Regions from separate parts of the Mus musculus genome. Here region 1 is linked to region 2. Evidence: chromatin loops called from intact Hi-C (ENCODE). Cell type or tissue: left cerebral cortex. All regions are shown on one strand. Each heading gives the region's core, and the rest is flanking DNA. Links, peaks and the distances in the headings are about the cores only.

The links. A loop is a pair of places that touch in the nucleus more often than their neighbours do. Peaks named below come from ENCODE experiments on the same cell type or tissue, not always from the same donor. Only the 100,000 strongest peaks of a DNase experiment are listed, where the experiment ranks them.
Region 1: it touches region 2 in a loop (2.8-fold over the local background); 1 of 42 quality-filtered maps calls a loop at or near these places.

What each region holds. Positions count from the first base shown.
Region 1 is chr14:21,489,347-21,495,183 of GRCm38, forward strand. No RefSeq gene overlaps it. Among named protein-coding and RNA genes, the nearest start is that of Kat6b, 7.5 kb to the right of the region's middle. In left cerebral cortex, for the core only: no CTCF peak of the experiment used is centred there; no DNase peak of the experiment used is centred there.
Region 2 is chr14:21,307,836-21,313,672 of GRCm38, forward strand. All of the region lies in intron 6 of Adk (adenosine kinase), which reads left to right. Among named protein-coding and RNA genes, the nearest start is that of Gm52152, 110 kb to the right of the region's middle. In left cerebral cortex, for the core only: no CTCF peak of the experiment used is centred there; a DNase peak (open chromatin) is centred at 2,885; H3K27ac peaks cover 483 bases.

The sequences.
Region 1 (5,837 bases), core at 1,230-5,229, 180 kb after region 2:
GGTGGGGGCGGGTACATGGCTGGTTTTGCCTAGGCCTCCTATGAGCCCCTACTTAGGCAGCTGCTGCTGCCCAAGGCACAGCAGTTCTGGCCGTTCACTCCACCCTCTTTGTAAAACAATCCTCGCATCAATTAAGTGTAAGGCTTTTGTCGTCCAAAGAAAGTGGTAATTCCCATATCCTTTCAGTTGGTTGTGTGCCTGTCTGCCTGTCTGTCCATGTCTCCAGACCTATCCATACCTGACCTATGACTGTTGTCTTGGTGACTACCAGTAACACCTTCTTTTTTATGCATTGTGTTTCAGGACTCCTTCCTTCTATCCCTAGTATCAGTTCACCCTCCCTGGGCTCTGATATCTGATTTCCTGGTGCCAGTTTCCTCTCCCACTGATGGCCTATAGTGTAGTAAGATCATGGGCTCCTCAGATCTGCATCTGTCAATAATCTGCTGCTCTCAAAAGTGCAGTCCTAAGCTGGGCGTGGTTGTACATGCCTTTAATCCCAGCACTCGGGAGGCAGAGGCAGGCAGATTTCTGAGTTCAAGGCCAGCCTGGTCTACGAAGTGAGTTCCAGGACAGCCAGGGCTACACATAGAAACCCTGTCTCAAAAAACCAAAAAAAGAAAAAAAAAAGTGCAGTCCTGAACTCCTGAATACCTAGAGAAGGCCACTCTTCTGGAGGAATGGCTTCAGCCAGCCAGGTTCTGTAGTTCAGCCTCCCGGAGGGGCAAGCAGAATGTAATGGTAAAAAGCCTGGCTAGGAATACTGACCTCCCACCAAGTACTCTGCACCTCAGGGTCACAGTTTCCTTGTCTGTAGAACAGGGGATAATAGCAGTATTTAAACTAGATTGTTGTGAGGACCAAATGAGCCAATTCAGGGAAATCACTTAGCTTTGTAAGTACTCCATGAGTGTTAGCTATTATTAACAACATTGTTACACCAGACACTTTTAAAGCCATGTTCAGCAAATGTGCTCCTGGAGTCCACTTCAGCAGCCCAAGTTCTCACACTGTTTATCCTCCAAGGTTTTGAGTGGAGCCACAGAATTGCACAACACCATGTCAGCGTCATTCCCCAACTCCTTTAATTGATGAGAATAAATCGTGCTTCTCTTAGCTGTCGTGTAAAGCAGCTCCTAGGTCATTAGCCATGTCTTAGAGCTCTAAGACTAGACCTAGACGCTGCCAAGAGAGTTTTGAACAGATTCAAGGCAGAATTTATTTCTCTCTCCCTTGAGATGCAGGCCTATCCCCAAGCAACATCCGTATCTCCAAAAGCTCCATTCACAGCAATGAGAAAACAGTTACTTTGAAGTCAGGAAGCCAGTTTCTGTGATAGTTCATTTTGCAGTGCTGTGGCAGATATCTGGGACTAAGCTGAGTGGTATACCTAAGAGGCAGAGGCTGTTTTGAGACTAGCCTGGGACACATGTTCTACGTGTCAAAACAAAAATAGAAACTGTGATCTGTAAGGACCAAACATTTTAGGTACTGAAGGGCACAAAGGTTTCTTTAAAAATGGTTTGGAAACCTCAAGTTGGTGGCACACACCTTTAATTTCAGCATTTGGGAGGGAGAGGCAGGCAAATCTCTAGTTTGAGGCCAGCCTGGTTTATAGAGCCAGTTCCAGGACATCCAGGGCTATACAGAGAAATCTTGTCTCAAAAACTACCAAAAACAAACAAGCAAAAAAGTATGTGTATTGCTTCTCAGTGTTTTGGTTAAGGTCAGGGCTAGAGATGTACTTGTGAGGGGTTGCATTCAGGAGTTTGTGTGAACAACACCACCTGCTTGCTGTATTAGATAAACTTCATTTTCTGTGCAGCTTAACACAGCGAAGTTTGTTCTCCTTGTAACAAGTTAGAACCGTGGAAGGAATCACCTGTATTAAGTTACTCGGGAGTCTAATCTAAACAGAGTTAGGCCAACCTGTTGCTCATCCTGTGGAGCCCATGTCTTCTGAGATGTTACTGACGATAAGGAAGAGAAGAGATGGAGAATGGGTCACTCTAATTCTTTCTCTTCTGTGTGAGCCTCTGTGATCGATCAATCAATGTGGAGTATATGTGTGTGCAGTGTGTACCCTCGGAGGCCAGGGGAGGACACTGAATGTCTTGCTCTATCACTACTTTCAACCTTAATCCTTGGAAACAAGGTCTCTCACTGGACTGGGAGCTAGGCTGGTGGCCAGCAAGTCCCAGGTATCCCCCTGTGTCCCCCCAAGCAGTGCTGTGGCTCGGGTGCCTAATGCCATGTCATGCTGCTTTATTTTCACAGGGGTGAAAAGGTGGATTCTCTTTCTTGTACAGGACGCACTCTTATCCACTGAGCCATCTCCCCAGTTCCACATTTTCTTACTATGTAACCAGCCTGGCCTCCAATTTACAACCCTCCTGTTTCAGCCTTTAAGTGCTGGGATTATAGATATGTGTTACCGTGCCCTTGTTTTTAAACTCTTGACCAGGGCTGGAGAGATGGCCCAGTGATTAAGAGCACTGATTGCTCTTCCAGAGGTCCTGAGTTCAATTCCCTGCAACCACATGGTGGCTCACAACCATCTGTAATGGGATCTAATGCCCTCTTCTGGTGTGTCTGAAGACAGCTACAGTGTACTTATATGTAATAAAACAAACATACAAACAAGACTCCAAAAATAAGATGCATTGCTTCTCATTTTCATCCCCAGTGAGGATTGAACCCATGGCCTGCCCTAATGGAAAGGAAAGCATTGATCCATGAGGGAACATGGAGAAGAACTGGGGAACAGTAGTCTAGTTGTCACAAGGATGGATACTGTGGACTCCAGGTAATCTAGGTTTGATGTTGTTAGTTCAGGAAGCAAGCTCTAGGGCTTATTATGGACTCTTTACTAGGGCAATCACTGGATATAGCACAAGAATGGGAAGGAACAAGAGCTCAGTCCCAGTTACTAGTCCCAGTTACTAGTCCCAGTTACTAGTCCCAGTTACTCGTTCACCAAGTCCTATCAACCACCAAGGCCAGGCACGTGAAGCAGACTAATAGGCAGCAAACTCCAAAAGGGGCAGCTGGAATAACTGTAGTGGACAGGAGCTACTCAAGACGTATCCCTTGTATCTTTCAAAGGGAAAAGCTGAGATGGCTGCTGTATATACTCACTCATACCATAGAAGAAAAATAGCAATAATCATATATACACTGTATATAATGTTTAGATATTAGTGCCCTTTTGGTTATGTGTGTGTGTGTGCCTGTGTGTAATTTTTTTTTTTTTTTTTTTTACTTGAGACAAGGTCTTGCTGAGTAGCTCTGGCTGGCCAGGAATTCAATATGTACAGCAGACTAGTCTCACATTTACAGAGATCTGTAGCCTACCAAGTGCTGAGATGACAGGCATGAGTCTCAGCTAACACTGCTGGGACAAGGCTGTAATCCCAGTCACATGGGGCACTGAAGCAGAAGAACCACAATTCTAAGGCCAACCTAGACCTTGTCTCAAAAAGGACACTGATAATGAAAACAAAGCGCTTGGAGCAGTGCCACATTTGCTAGCATAGATGAGGGCATACTTTCAATTTTCAGTACCAGTAAAAATGAAAATTAAAACCCCTATGGGTTGGAGAAATGGCTCAGGGGTTAAGTGTGTGTTGTGTATTGCTCTTATGGAGGAGCAGAATTCCCAGCATCAAAGTGAGTGGCTCACAGCACCTCACATCCAGCTCCAGAGGATCAGATGCCTTCTGGCCTCCAAGCGCCTGTACTCTTATGCAGTACTCAATACCACAGACAACGTAAAGGGAAAACACATGTTTAAAAAACAATGGCAATAACTGAGGGCTAGAAAGAGGAACCGTGGTTAAATGCACTTGCAGCTTTTCGCAGAGGTCTGAGTTTAGTTCCTGGCACCCATATGGAGGCTCACAACTATCTGTAGCTCCAGTTTCAGGGAGTTCAGTGCCCTCTTCTGGCTTTTCAGACACCAGGCATGAATTCAGTACATGACATAAATTTAGACAAAACACTCATACATATAAAATAAAAATAAATCTTAGAAATAAGACAATCAACCCTTGTTTTCTGTGAGGCAGTAAGTCTTATGTGGGCAGCAACATACTCTCAGATTGGCACAGGTCCTAGCATATGATAGATGCTTGATAAGTATTTGCTAAATAAATGAATGCATTTAACCAAGAGAGGTTTTTTGTTTGTTTGTTTATATTTTGGGAGGGGGGGGGTTCGAGACAGGGTTTCTCTGTATAGCCCTGGCTGTCCTGGAACTCACTTTGTAGACCAGGCTGGCCTCGAACTGAGAAATCCACCTGCCTCTGCCTCCCGAGTGCTGGGATTAAAGGTGTACACCACCATGCCTGGCAAGAGTTTTTAAAATTGGTATTGGTAGTTCATGTTTATAATTCTCAAATTTAAGGCAAGAAGAGTGCCTTGTGTTGGAGATCAGTCTGGGCTATAGTATAAACACCAATCTAAAAAACCAAGAAACAACACAAAGTTGACTTTTATAAGTTCTTTTCACATATAATCTAGATACTAATATTCTGTTGTCTATACAACTGTTGCATTAGAGGCCAATCTTCTCAGACAGTGCTCATGTATCCTAAGCACTCTATATCTGGAAATGTCCCATTTTCTCAACAGAGTTGATGACACAGGCTCTAAGTTTTCCTTCTCAGCCATATGATACTCGTGTAGCCAAGCATCACATAATTTAAACTGACAACTTCTACACCGAACTTCATGTTGCAAGTTCATCTTTTCAGTCCCATCCCAAGGAAGGCCAATGGATGAGACTGTTGAGCCATCCTGCTAACTCAGAAACTCTCTTGTGAAAGACATACTTAAGCTTTCATATAACAAGCTCAGATACAGAATTCCACAGGGAGTGGAGGTATGGCTCAGCCGATAGAGTATTCACCTAGCATACAACAGGTCCTAGCTTCTAGCTTCAATCCCCAACACCACACCAAAAAATAAGGGTAAAAGAATTACAAATGCCTTCAAGGCTCTTCTTTAGTGCAGCGGGCCTGGATTCACCTAGACTGCCTACAACTGTCCTCAGTTTTGCCTGATAGAATCCCAGACTTGTGAGTGCTGGAATTATAGGAGAGCCACTACAACTGGTCAGCTTGGTTGGTTAAATATAGATCTATTAATCTAAATGCTATCTCTTAAATACATATTAGACAGCAAACTTCATAAGCCTGAAGATTTCCTATACAGAGTCTTATGTAAGTATGTAAGTTTGCACAGGGTGTTTTGAAAAGATGCTGATGAGGACTGGGGACTTAGTATAATATGGTAGAGTACTTACCTAGCAAGTCTGAAACCCGGGTTTCTTCCTCCAGCACTAAGTAAATAAACTTGGGCTGGGGATGCACCTGTCTTCTGCACTTAGGAGGTGAGAGCAGAAGGCTCACAAATTAGACTGAAGGGCAGCAAGTTTTAGGCCAGCCTGGGTTATGTAAGGCTCAGTCTTATTTACACAAAAATTAAAGTTTCTAGTGTGAATGTATGTATATGTAAGTATATCACATGCCCACAGGTACCCACAAAGGCCAGAAGAGAGAGCTGGATTGTCTGGGACTGGAGTTAAAGGTGGCTGTGCCCAATGTGGATGCTAGGAACTGAACCTGGGTTCTGCAAGAACAAATTCTTTTAACTTCTGAGCCATCTTTCCAGCTCCAGTTCTCCCTTATTAAAAACAAGAGAGCTTGCTCCTCTCTTGCTCTTGCTCTTCCCTTCTTGCTCCCGCCCTCTCCCCATTCCTTTCTCCCAGCCCCCTTCCATGTACTCATGGCTGGTCTCTACTTCTCTCTCTTTTCTCTCTCTCTTTCTCTCTCTCC
Region 2 (5,837 bases), core at 830-4,829:
TGTTCTCAAACTTGCATCAAATTGTTAAGATGTTACTCATTAAGTTGTTTGGACCTACTTGCTACAAAACAGAACTGTTAGGCATTTGCTAGGATACCGTGAAAAATAACAGACTGTAAAGGTTCTGTGAACTAAGGAAGTTTCAGATCCTATGAACGCAAAGGAATTGCCTAACTCTAAAATGGATACACACTTCCATAAATACATAAAAATACATCAGTCTTTAATTTTCATTATTTTCAAAATAGCACTTCAGTGACAGAGGAATGCATTTAAAGTCTTAAAAAAAGAAAACCCTCAGTGGTGCTGTGCTCTGTGCTCCAGGAGACTAATGGATGTGCTCCCCCTTTAAAGGTGGTGAGGAATGTGCGACCCTTATGTTATTAAGGACATAAGATCAGTTATTCAACTCATGTTGCCTGTTTTGGAAGTTCAGAGAGCAATGAGTAGATCTGTTTGTGGGGTGAAGGAAGGCTGAAGACCTGGAGGTAGCAGTCCAATTCTAAGAGGTCAAGTAATGGACATTTCATGGAACAGTATAAAGACTGAAGATTTGTTTGGGAGAGACAGATCACTGTGTGTGATTGAAGTATGGACAGATGTGTGGAAACATGGAGGCCACAGCTGGCTGGCTATGTAAGTTGGAGCGCTGCTGTGGAGAGTTGAGTGCTGGGTGTGAGGCATTTGGATTTAATTTACTAGGAAAAGAAGAATGATTGGGGTGATTAATCTGTCAGCAGAACATGGGATGATTAAATCAAGGAGAGAGAAGAGGCGTGGCGAGCTTTTGGAACGGGAATGATGGGGTTTGTTTTATGTATTTATATTTCAAAGGGGCTCAGCTAAAGAGCACATTTTTGTTTAGCATTTTAACTGAGGGCTGTAAAAAGAACTTGTCATTCCTAAGGGAGGGGCACTGTTTATATTTCTGTGGTAATATATTAATACAGTGTAAACATGCTTAAATTCATACTCTTGATATCTTGCATTGTGTTGTGTTCTGATTTAATTCTTTCAGCCTTGAAGTTTTATTATTCCCAACCTAAAGATGAGAAGAGTAAGGTCTGGAGATGTTAGACTGCCCAAAGTACACAGTTAGTAAGGGACAGATTGGCAAAACCTAAAATTAAGCATACTAGGAGGTCTGGGAGTTACTTCCACCCACAAGTTCAAGAGCAGTAAAGGAGAAGGAAGAGAGAGAAGGAAAGCAGGAATCCTCAGTTTCAATCACGGAAGGTGGAGTCCACCTGAGGTCTCACTCATCCGTCCCTGAGGTCTCACTCATCTGTCCCCTGATGCCTCACTCATCCATCTCCTAAGGCCTCACTCATCCATCCCCTGAGGTCTCACTCATCCGTCCCCTGAGGTCTCACTCATCCATCTCCCGAGGTCTCACTCATCTGTCCCCTGAGTTCTCACTCATCCGTCCCCTGAGGTCTCACTCATCCGTCCCCTGAGTTCTCACTCATCCGTCCCTGAGGTCTCACTCATCCATCCCTGAGGCCTCACTCATCCGTCCCCTTAGGTCTCACCGAGCTGCAGTCGCTCCACCTGGTTACAGTGCCATTTATGTTATTTCTTCATACCATTCCTGATCCCTAACACTAACTTTTGAAAACTGTTGTAGATTTTTTATATAAAACTCTTTTTAAGATTTATTTATTTATTTATTTCATGTATGTGGGCACACTGCTGTCTTCAGACACACCAGGAAATGGCATCGGATGCTCATTACACATGATTGTAAGCCACCATGTGGTTGCTAGGAATTGAACTCAGGACCTCTGGAAGAGCAGTCAGTGCTCTTAACTGCTGAGCCATCTCTCCAGCCCTATATAAAACATTTAAAGAGTATTTGTATGCTTGATGTGCACACCTAAGTTCCAGCGCCTGCAGAGGCCAGTAGTTCAATCCCCTGGAGCTACACTTACAGACAAGTGGTTGTAAGCTCAGTGTGGTTGCTGGAACTAAACTAGTGTCCACTGCAAGAACGGCACAGCTCTGCGGTGCTGAGTTGTCTCCCCAGACTCTGTGGCCGTGTGTGTGTGTGTGTGTGTGTGTGTGTGTGTGTATACATATTATTTCAAGGTGTGTTTCAGTTTGGTGTACATATATTTCCCCCTCAAACGGATTCTAAGATAGCTTGTATTCTCTTTTCCAGCAAAATGAGCTTAAATATCCACATATGTTGCCCTCCTAAAATCCATGTTTCTTTGACAACACTTTTCTGCCTCTTGCTTTGTCTTTGCTTTGGTTGTTTGGGTGTTCATGTGTTTATATTTGAGGAACTTACATGTGATCAAAGAAAACTGGCTTCTTCATTGATGGTAAGAATGGTCTACTTAAAGTTGCTGGTATTTTAGTCCTTGTAAAGATTTAGATATTTGAGAAATGGATGGTTGTGTTCGTGCTTTCTACGCTCTGCAGAGGCAGAAAGACGGAGGGAGCTGGTTCCCTTCTGTTCCCGTGACACAACATGTTCTGACCGCTGTGGCAGACCTCACAGCCATCACTGGTGTCTTCATTGTAGTTATTTCTTCTGGCGGCTCAGTTGCTGTCATTCATGTGAAGGACTGCATATCATAGTATCATAACTGCAAATGGTTTATGCATTATCTTAATGGTTGTCAAAGCCAGTGTTGTCCTTGCAGCAGCAATGAACTATGGCTTGTCATAATTTGTGTTTGATCTCTCCCACTCCTACAAGGAAACGTATTTTACTCTCTGGGAGATTCACAGAACATGTAGCAGCCACTAAGAGGAGAAAAACATGTTATCTGGGTGTTGGGTTGGTTATTTTTGACTTCTAATTTATTCACTCTCACAACCCTGTTCTCCAACTGATGTTACTATGGCACCTTAGTTACAGCACTGAAAACAGGCTAATTATATTCTTTAAAACAGACAACAGTGGTACATCTTGAGACAGGCATCTGGCACTCCGCCTTCTTCCCGCTGTAGCGCTAGTCTAGGCTTCCTGGGACTCTGTTGTTCTTTTTTCTTTTCTTTTTTTAAGTATACATTTTTTTCGTTCCCTTCTGTTTCTGTAAATAGTGGTTTATATTTACTAAAGTCACTAATTGCACATTTAGCTTGTTCCTTTTTGAGCCTTGTGCAAGAAGAAATGTAGAATTATCCTCAGCCGTTTATCTGTACTTACTCTTGTTTATTGAATTAATATTCTCGGTATTTATAAATGTCTTCTGACTGTGTAGATATTCATTTCAATCGAACAAACTAACTCTGGTTCATCTCCAGCATAAGTAACCATATCACTAATTTTTAAAATAAATTAGCAGCAGCATCCAGCTCTCTTCATGAATCCCTTCTCATCGTTTCTTTTGTTTTGTTTTGTTTATGTTTTTCAAGACAGGGTTTTATTTTAGTGTGTAGTCCTGGCTGTCCTGGAACTCCCTCTGTAGGCCAAGCTGGCCTCGAACTCACAGAGATCCACCTGCCTCTGCCTCCCATGTGCTGAGGTTAATGGCATGTGCCATCATTGCCATTTATTTTACATTGATATTATACAGTTTGTAATCACACTAACAGTACATATACTACCTTTGTCATGTTTGATTAAACACATATGGACCATGAAATGTTACCTTTACTGCTTAACTCTCATCCTTTGTAATGTCTGCAAAATATTCCCTACAACAGCCTTTTTCCTCTGGAGATGCTATAAACTACATTTGTAGTTTAAATATAATAGCAACATTCAAACATTTTTAAAAGGCAGGGTAATAATGTATTTCATTGTAACATAAAATGTCCCAGCTAAGGGTAGTCTGTTTCTTAGGGTTTTGCTTTAGTTTTGCTTTGGGTTTTGTTTGTTTGTTTTGACCTGCTTTGGTTTGACTACTCAGAAACCCACAAGCTGAAAGCACAGGTCAAAATGCAGTGGGTGTATTTCTTTCCTCTTCTCTTCTCTTCTCTTCTCTTCTCTTTTCTTTTTTCTTTTTTTTTTTTTTCTCTCTCCAGACAGGGTTTCTCTGTGTAGCCCTGGCTGTCCTGGAACTCACTTTGTAGACCAGGCTGGCTTCGAACTCAGACTCTGCCTCCAGAGTGCTGGGATTAAAGGCGTGCACCACCACGCCCGGCTGCAGTGGGTGTATTTCAAGTGCCTGATCTTATTGACCTCTCTCCTAGGCAGGCCTGTGTCTGACATGTAACAGCACTTCCAGGAGGAAGTGACATGTTCAAAGTCATGAGCATGTGGGGAGATATTTCAGATCCAGCACAGAAGCAAGTTGTCAGGACTAGAGTTTGTTGACTACTCCCTGTGTGTATTTTCAGATCCTTCCTAAGTCTGCCGGTTACTCTTCAGCAGCATTCTGTATGCTGCTTCAGGCTAGGACTGCTGCTCACCGAGAGGACTCTGGCCTAGATGTGGTTGGCCTTGAGATCCATCCCAGCTCCACCTTTCAACGCCTTAAACATTGTTGATTGTTAGAAAAGAGCCTTTGTCTATCTACATTGGACTTTACTAGGAAGTTCAATCTGGGGAGATGAGTCAGACTGGCCAAAGAGGGCCAGGACATAGCCTAGGAAGACCTCAGACTCAAAACAGAACATCCTGCCCAGCTATTTCTCAGGTTCTTTACAGAGTTGATGTATTTATTTATTTTATTTTTCCTTTGCCACCTTTCCCAGTCTTCTGTTTGAGTGAGCGAGGATCTTAATATGTTTAAGACAGTATTTCTTTAGTTCTGTCCTTGGAAATAATTTCATACTTGAGAAGTATGGTATTTACTTTTCTTTTGTTATAGAGTCTATATTTAAACAAAAACAAAAAACTTGTGATCAAACGAGAATTCATATGGCTATGTGTCTGGAGGTGGGGATAAACTACAAGTCCCTAGCAATCAGCCAAGCTGAGTGTTTGCTTGTTCTTTATGTGAAGTGCAGAAGGATGCTGAACCACTCAGCTACCACTGCATACGTCTTAATGCCGGCATGTATTTGCTTTAGGACTAGGTAGGCACAGATGAGACTCAGTATTATAAAATGACATCGTTTGCTTCTGCCCTCCTAGGATACCCTGATCAGTATTTCATGATAGCACAGGCAAAGGTCTCCCTTCCCATCCCAGTTTGTCTTAGTATGTCCATTTAGTCAGAGTCACTGTCACTCTGTATACTTCTATGTTTTATTTCTGGCAAGGTCTTGTTTAGCCCAGGCTGGCCTTGAAACTTCTGTGAACATGGTACCATATTTGTGTTCTTGAACCCCCTGCTTCAGCCTATTGAATGCTGGGATTGCAGGCATTCACCAACACCCCTATTATTCTATTTTCTTTGAATCAATAAAAACTTATATAAGTGTCTGTGTACACACACATATATGTTTCATACCTCAAATAACCGTTAATGGATATCATTCTGAAGCTTACATTCTTAGGTAAAGACATTTTAAAAGAATCCCAAATAATGACTCTGAAGTGAAGTAAATACTGGTGAAGAAAAAAATTGTTTCCCTTTGTCTTTGTATATTTCATTTTTTTAAACTATATTTAAAATACCCTGAGAAATCCCTTAGAGTGGTTAAGATTTCTAGGCAGTAAACCAAGCTTTGCTAAAATGGTCTTCTACCCCAATCTTCCCTTTTTTTTTTTTTTTGTTTTTTTTTTTTTTTGTTTGTAATGAATGAAGGTATCCCCCTGTGTTTTTAATTCTGATAAGCATTTTTTCCATCTGTAAATATGTAAACTGACTTTTGAGTTGTTTACAGGGAGAGACACACAGAGCTAACTGGATAAACAGACATCCGTAACTACAAAATCCCAAGACTTTGCTGGATATATAGAGTGTTTTTCTAAAGCACACACATATAGACTC